Linked DNA regions of Mus musculus: region 1 is linked to region 2. A link is a loop called in an ENCODE intact Hi-C map of the cell type or tissue named here. Cell type or tissue: heart. All regions are shown on one strand. Links, peaks and the distances in the headings refer to the core of each region. The heading gives the core; the rest is flanking DNA.

Region 1 (2,909 bases), core at 221-2,720, 50 kb after region 2:
GAGTCCTTTTATGAGAGAAACATGATATTTGTCTAAATCTAGTTTATTTTGCTTCACACGATGATCTCCAGTTGCGGTTTCCTGAAAATGGTGTAATTTTGTTCTTTGCAGCTGAGGAAACACCCCACTGTGTTTACCCGCCACCTTTTCCTTATCCTTGCATCTGTAGATGGACATCTAGCCAGCTTCCATATCTTGGCCTCTGTGACTAGGGCTATAATAAACACGGGTGTGCTGGCATCTCTGAAGAGCGCTGACACGGAGTCCTTCTGGGTGGGCTCAGGAGTGGTGCAGCCGGGCCGCACAGTGGCTCTCTCCTGTTTGCTGAAGCTCTCCACACTGTCCAAAGCTTCATGAGTTTTGCTTTGCTGCCACCTGTATGTAGGATTCCACCCCCCCCCCCCCCCGCCCGACCCGTGGCAGCATTTGCTTCCTTTTCCTTTTCAGTTCTTTGAGGTAAGGTCTCAGTCTGTAGCCCAGGTTGGCCTCCAATTCATTGCAGTCCTCCTGCCTCAGCCTCCCTGGTGCTGGATCACAGGGGCAGGTCACCATGCCCAGCTTGTTATCCCAGGACAGCCATTCTGACTAGGATGAAAGAATCAGCGCAGCTTTGATTAGCTTGTCCCTGATGGCTAAGGATGTGGAACATTTTTCCATATATTCATTGGCCATTCTTGCCTCCTCTGAGAACTGTCCATTACTTCATCCACTGGGCCTGACTCTCTCCTTGAGCCAACTCAGGCAGTTTACTGCTGCTTCCCACAGAAATCCCACTAGTGAGGGAGTATGTCAGCCAACCCAATATGGTTCTCACAAGGCCCTGCTGCCTTCCAGATCCCGGAGTCTTTACCCCTCCAAACATTAGCTCTCCATGTTGAGACTTTGGTTTCTGTCTGATCATGGGGCATCTGGAAGCTTCTAGGGACCGCCATGAGATCTACCCTAATAAAGATGCTGGTGGAAGATTGGCCCTGTATGGACACAAAGTGGTACACCAACCAGCTTTGACCTCTCCCGACAGTGAAACCCTGCAGGCTCTTCACATAAGGCACACGTTCACCGCTGGTCTGAACTAGGGTAGACCCAACAGGGGTGCTCCAGTTGAGTACGCAGGTTTCTGTAAGTAGGATGGCTGTGGTCACCTATCTCTGAGTTTTACCCTCTGCCTGAAGTTGGGCAGGCCTCCCAGGAGCACGAGTCCCAGAGGGAAGTCCCTGAAGCAAGAAGACAGCTGATGGGGGGGGGGGTTCCCAAACTCTTCAAAAGAAGACAGCTGAGGGATGAGCAGAGGAGGGTGCAGGGAAGTCCAAACGGGGAGGCAGAAGGGGGAGGCCGGAAAGGGAGGGGCTTGCGCGGTTCATTCATGCTCTTTCCTCTTTTCAGTCCTTATCCCAGCAGTTGACTGAAAGACCACACCAGCCACCAGCTTCCTTCAGCTGTTCCCAGCTCTCAAACAAGCAGCTCCCCCCATGTTTTCATTGGTTGCCATGGGGAGATGAGCATGGATGTGAATCGGGAAATGCCTGGGGCTCACACATGGACAAGTGCCAGGGTATATTTTTAAGACATCAGGGGAAGCCCGTCACTAGGGAAGGAGAGCCTTCTTGCCTGATTAGCTGCCCAGCACCAGCTTTCCTTAAGGCCTAGTTTGCAAACAAAAAGTGGTAGAAATATGAACTTCTTGCTTTAATTCACTAAGTGTTTTAAGCAAAAAGTTATTTCAGTTTTTGGTTGGGTGCAACAAATGGTAGTGACCGGCACTGAAATGTTCACAACAATCCTCCTCAATCCTGACCAAGTGTTTGTGGCTTAGATCCTTTTAGCCCCATGAGAGCAATTAGCCTATAGTCACACCACTATAAAAACCGAAACCCCAGGGAGCAGAGTGTTGGAAGTGTTACTCCTGATGTCACAGGAGAAGAGAAAGCTTGGTCCCCAAGACTTGGCTTGTAACTATCCCAGATCCCTGTCTTCCTGGGATGCCCAGTAGTATTGAAACCCAGTGACCCATGTGGTGACTAGTTCAGGAAAACACCTCACAGGGACATCAAGTTTCATTTTCTTCACGGTGAAGAGACTGAGGTAGCAGAATAAACTCCATTTTGCTTTTAAGACTCCATTCTAAGTTAACTTGCCCTGAGAGAGGCATGGGCCCCACCCTTGAGGTCTGAGAAAAAGCATGAAATGTCCCTGGCAGTTGCAAAATAGACAAGCATCTGCAGCTGGCTGATAACACCAGAGTGGGCTAAGAAAACCTAAGTCGTTCCCAGGTCCAGGTGCTCCCTTTTGATGTGTGCTCCCTCCCTGCCATTTAACCAGGTGCTGTAAACCAGTTAGCTTAAAGGCCAGTGCTCCTTTACCCTCTCATGTAACACCGAGGCTTGGAAACCCCCACCTGTGTTTTTTTCCTGTGTAAACCCCTTTCCCCTAGACCTGGGGGCTGCCCTCCTATCTTGCTCCATCATCAGAAAGGTTTGTGGCCCAGGCTCAACAGCCTGAATAAAGACTCTCATGTACTTGCATCAGAGTTGTGGTTCCTGGTGGTCTCTTTGGGGTTTTTTGAGATCTGATGAACTGCTGGTAGCCACACTCCTGTCTGCTTCAAATCCCATAGCATCTAAACAAAGCATGAGGTAAGTGTGGTCCACCAAACGGCTCCTATTGGTATCTAGAGCTGAGCTTTGGTGGTTGTAAATGCTATCTTCTGTGTGAATGGGGCATTGTGGGTAACTAAGACACTTAAAATGAGGAAACAATCCTGGCTTATCTGGGTTCCTAAATGTAATCGCAAGTGTCCTTCTAAGAGCCAGGCAGAGGCTGGGGATGTCGCTCCATGTTAAAGTGCTTGCCTAAAATGTACAAGCCCCTGGATTCACACCACAAACAAACACAACAGACTGATAAGGGGG
Region 2 (2,909 bases), core at 88-2,587:
CTCTCAGTTAACCTGAAACAACCAGTGGACCAAAGTGTGTCTCCCTTTGCCCTGGACAAAAGATTGTAGGGCCTCATTAGAGCCCTTATGTTTCCAGAGCAGGATCCCCCAGAAGCAAAATTTAGAAACTTCCTGGGGGTGGGGGAAAGAAAAATGCTTGCTGTTTTCCTTTCAAGTCCAGCTGTTCACCTGGGATGTTTACAGAATAAAAGCATAGACCCACAATGAAGAGCCCAGTTTCAACCAAATTTGGGTGGTCCATCTCCGTGGGGCCTCCAATTGTTAAACCTGAAAATAGTGAGAGGAAAAAACAGTTTCTCAATTTTGAGAAAAATTTTGAATCGAACTTTAATTAATGGACTCTGGCCAAGTCCATTCTGGGGTTCCCAGGAAAAGGTGAGGAGTCATATTTTGAAGAGGTCTAAAAAGGCAATAGGGCCAGTGCATTTCCCATTAGGTCCAATCAGGGACAGGCATATATCCTGACATATTTCCCGCCTTTTAACTCTCAAACCCGAGGATAAATGGCTGAGGTGTGCCTATTTAACAGATCAAAGTGGACCTGGCTGCCAGGTGCTCCCAGTATTTTTCAGTCCTGACCTGTTACAGATTATGACTGGCATACTCTGCCCCCTACCTTAAACTCCTCCAGGCCAGAGGCTTCCCTTCCCTCAGCTGCCCTTCCCTTATAATCCAATTATTCTGGTTACCCACCCTCTTCCGGCCTCTTGGATGTTGTACTGATTGCCCTCTCTCCCCTCTCCTTCCCCCTCCCCCTCTCCTAGCTCAGAGCTATGACCACAGTGAACTCTCCCAGATATGCCTGCTTGTGGCTATGCTCTCCCTTATATCTTCAATGAACTTTCTCTTCCACCATACCTAGGGGCAGTCATGTCCTTTCCTTTCCTTTCTTCTTTACATTCACCATTCACAGCCAATCAAGCACATCTAGTGCAAACAAACTTATCTAGGCGAGCAAAAGCATCTGGCTTGTTATTTCCAAAGCACCACATCCCCCAGCGTTCCTGTTACCTGTCCTTGGACAAGTGGGGCTTGCAGGTTAACGCTGGCTTTTACAGTCTACTCTTGGAAAGAGTGCAGACATGGAGAGGACTGTTAAAAGGATCCGTCTGCCATGGCTACAGACCCCATTTCTCCACTATGGTTGAAAATAGAGGATAATAGGTCTCCAAAGCCTGTGGGGATTTGCCGTTGTGTATCGGACTCTCAGATAGGAAATCCCAGTAGGAGCAAAGTTTCCAAGATACTAACTTCTGGTTCCTGCAGAGGGCACCAACTGCAAGTGAGCAGCTCCTGTTGGTCATTTCCACACACACACACCCCTCTGATCTGTAGTTTGCTTCCTTTCCCTCCTCTTTTCTAAAAGAAACTTGATGCAGGAAAAGGATTGTTTGGCTTATGGGTTAAAGTCCATCACCCAGGGAAGCCAGGAGAGAAACTCACAGCAGGAGCTTGAAGCAGTAAGCACGGAGGAACACTTCTCCCTCCCTCTGGTTGCCTCAGCTGACTTCTCACATGGGTGAGGGCCAGCTGCTCAGGAGAACCATTACCTACAGTGGGCTGGGTCCTCCCATGCTAGTTAGCAATCAAGAAAATTCCCTCACAGACATGCCCACAGGCCAATCTGATAGAGCCAATTCCTTAATTGAGGCTCCCTCTTTCCAGGTGTGTCAAGTTGATAATTGAAGCTATGACATCTTCCTTATCCCAATGGTATTCCAGATTCCAATTACCTTAACAAGCCACCCAAAATTTAGTAGATGAAACAACCACTTTATACCATGGAATTCTTTGACTAAGGTTTGGGATCACATTTGGCTGGGCAGGTCTTCTTTTGTGGCGTCATTCACCTGTCTGGCACCTGGATGAAAAGGCTAGGAGGCATTGGTGAATATCTGGGACCATCAGGCACTGGGCCGACATGGCTTTGCACAGCCATCTTTGCACAGAGGGAAGAAGTGGCTCCCTCTGGATATATTCTGACCCATGACCTATCTATGACCTATTTATGACCTATGACCTTACCTGAGGAAGTCATAGTATTCTATTGGTCAAGGCAGGCCCTCTTCCATTCAAAAGGAGGAAGCCTAGACTTCAGAGATGTAATGGATGCATATTTAAAGCCCTGCCCCAACCCCCACTTTTCACTCACTCCTGCCTCACCTACTGTTCCCAGTTGCACCTTGGGAAATTGGAGACATCAGGGCCTTGCAAGACAAAGTGTCATAAATGACTCCACAAAAGTTAGGAGAGGTGGGACAGAACCATTGCTATTTCCCTTGAGTGGACCCTCAGATGGGAGCCGCTAAGATAAAGGCAAAGTGGACTCACTCCCTCCGTAGCTCAGTGGAGTGGGTGTTAGGTCTCAAGCCTAGGACAAGCTGCTGTGTTGACTATTTAACATATCAAAGCATACCTGGCTGATAGGTTCTCCCAGCATCCCCAGGTATACTTAGCATACCCTACCCCTTACCCTAAACTTCCCCCAGCAACCCTTTCCTAGGTAATGCAGTCATTTTGGTTGCCTGGTCTTTGGTCTACCCTTTACCCCTTCGGCCAGTCTCCTGGCCAAGGCCAGGGCTATTGGTGGGTGGCTTCCCTATCCTTCCCCCTCCCCCCAATCTGGCCCAGCTCAGTTTGGCCACATTCACTCTGGATTGTCCCAGATGTGTCTGCCTCTGGCTATGCTCTCCCTTTTATCTACGAAATAAAACAAAACAAAACAACAAAAAAAAACCTTCTTCTCTGCATACCTAGAAGTAGTCATGTCCTTTTTTATTTTTTCATTTATGAAACAAGGTCTCACTGTGTTGATCTGGGTGGCTTTGAACTTGTTATGTAGCATCAGCTGGCCTGAACTCATGGTCCTCTTGTGTTAGCCTCCAAGT

The links. A loop is a pair of places that touch in the nucleus more often than their neighbours do. Peaks named below come from ENCODE experiments on the same cell type or tissue, not always from the same donor. Only the 100,000 strongest peaks of a DNase experiment are listed, where the experiment ranks them.
Region 1: a loop joins it to region 2, with 4 times the contacts of the local background. A loop is called at or near these places in 5 of 42 quality-filtered maps.

The regions. Positions count from the first base shown.
Region 1 is chr14:31,567,991-31,570,899 of GRCm38, forward strand. The region is part of intron 1 of Colq (collagen-like tail subunit (single strand of homotrimer) of asymmetric acetylcholinesterase); the gene reads right to left. Among named protein-coding and RNA genes, the nearest start is that of Colq, 7.9 kb to the right of the region's middle. In heart, for the core only: no CTCF peak of the experiment used is centred there; a DNase peak (open chromatin) is centred at 1,471; H3K27ac peaks cover 1,188 bases.
Region 2 is chr14:31,517,965-31,520,873 of GRCm38, forward strand. No RefSeq gene overlaps it. Among named protein-coding and RNA genes, the nearest start is that of Eaf1, 24 kb to the left of the region's middle. In heart, for the core only: a CTCF peak has its summit at 1,290 (motif pointing right); no DNase peak of the experiment used is centred there.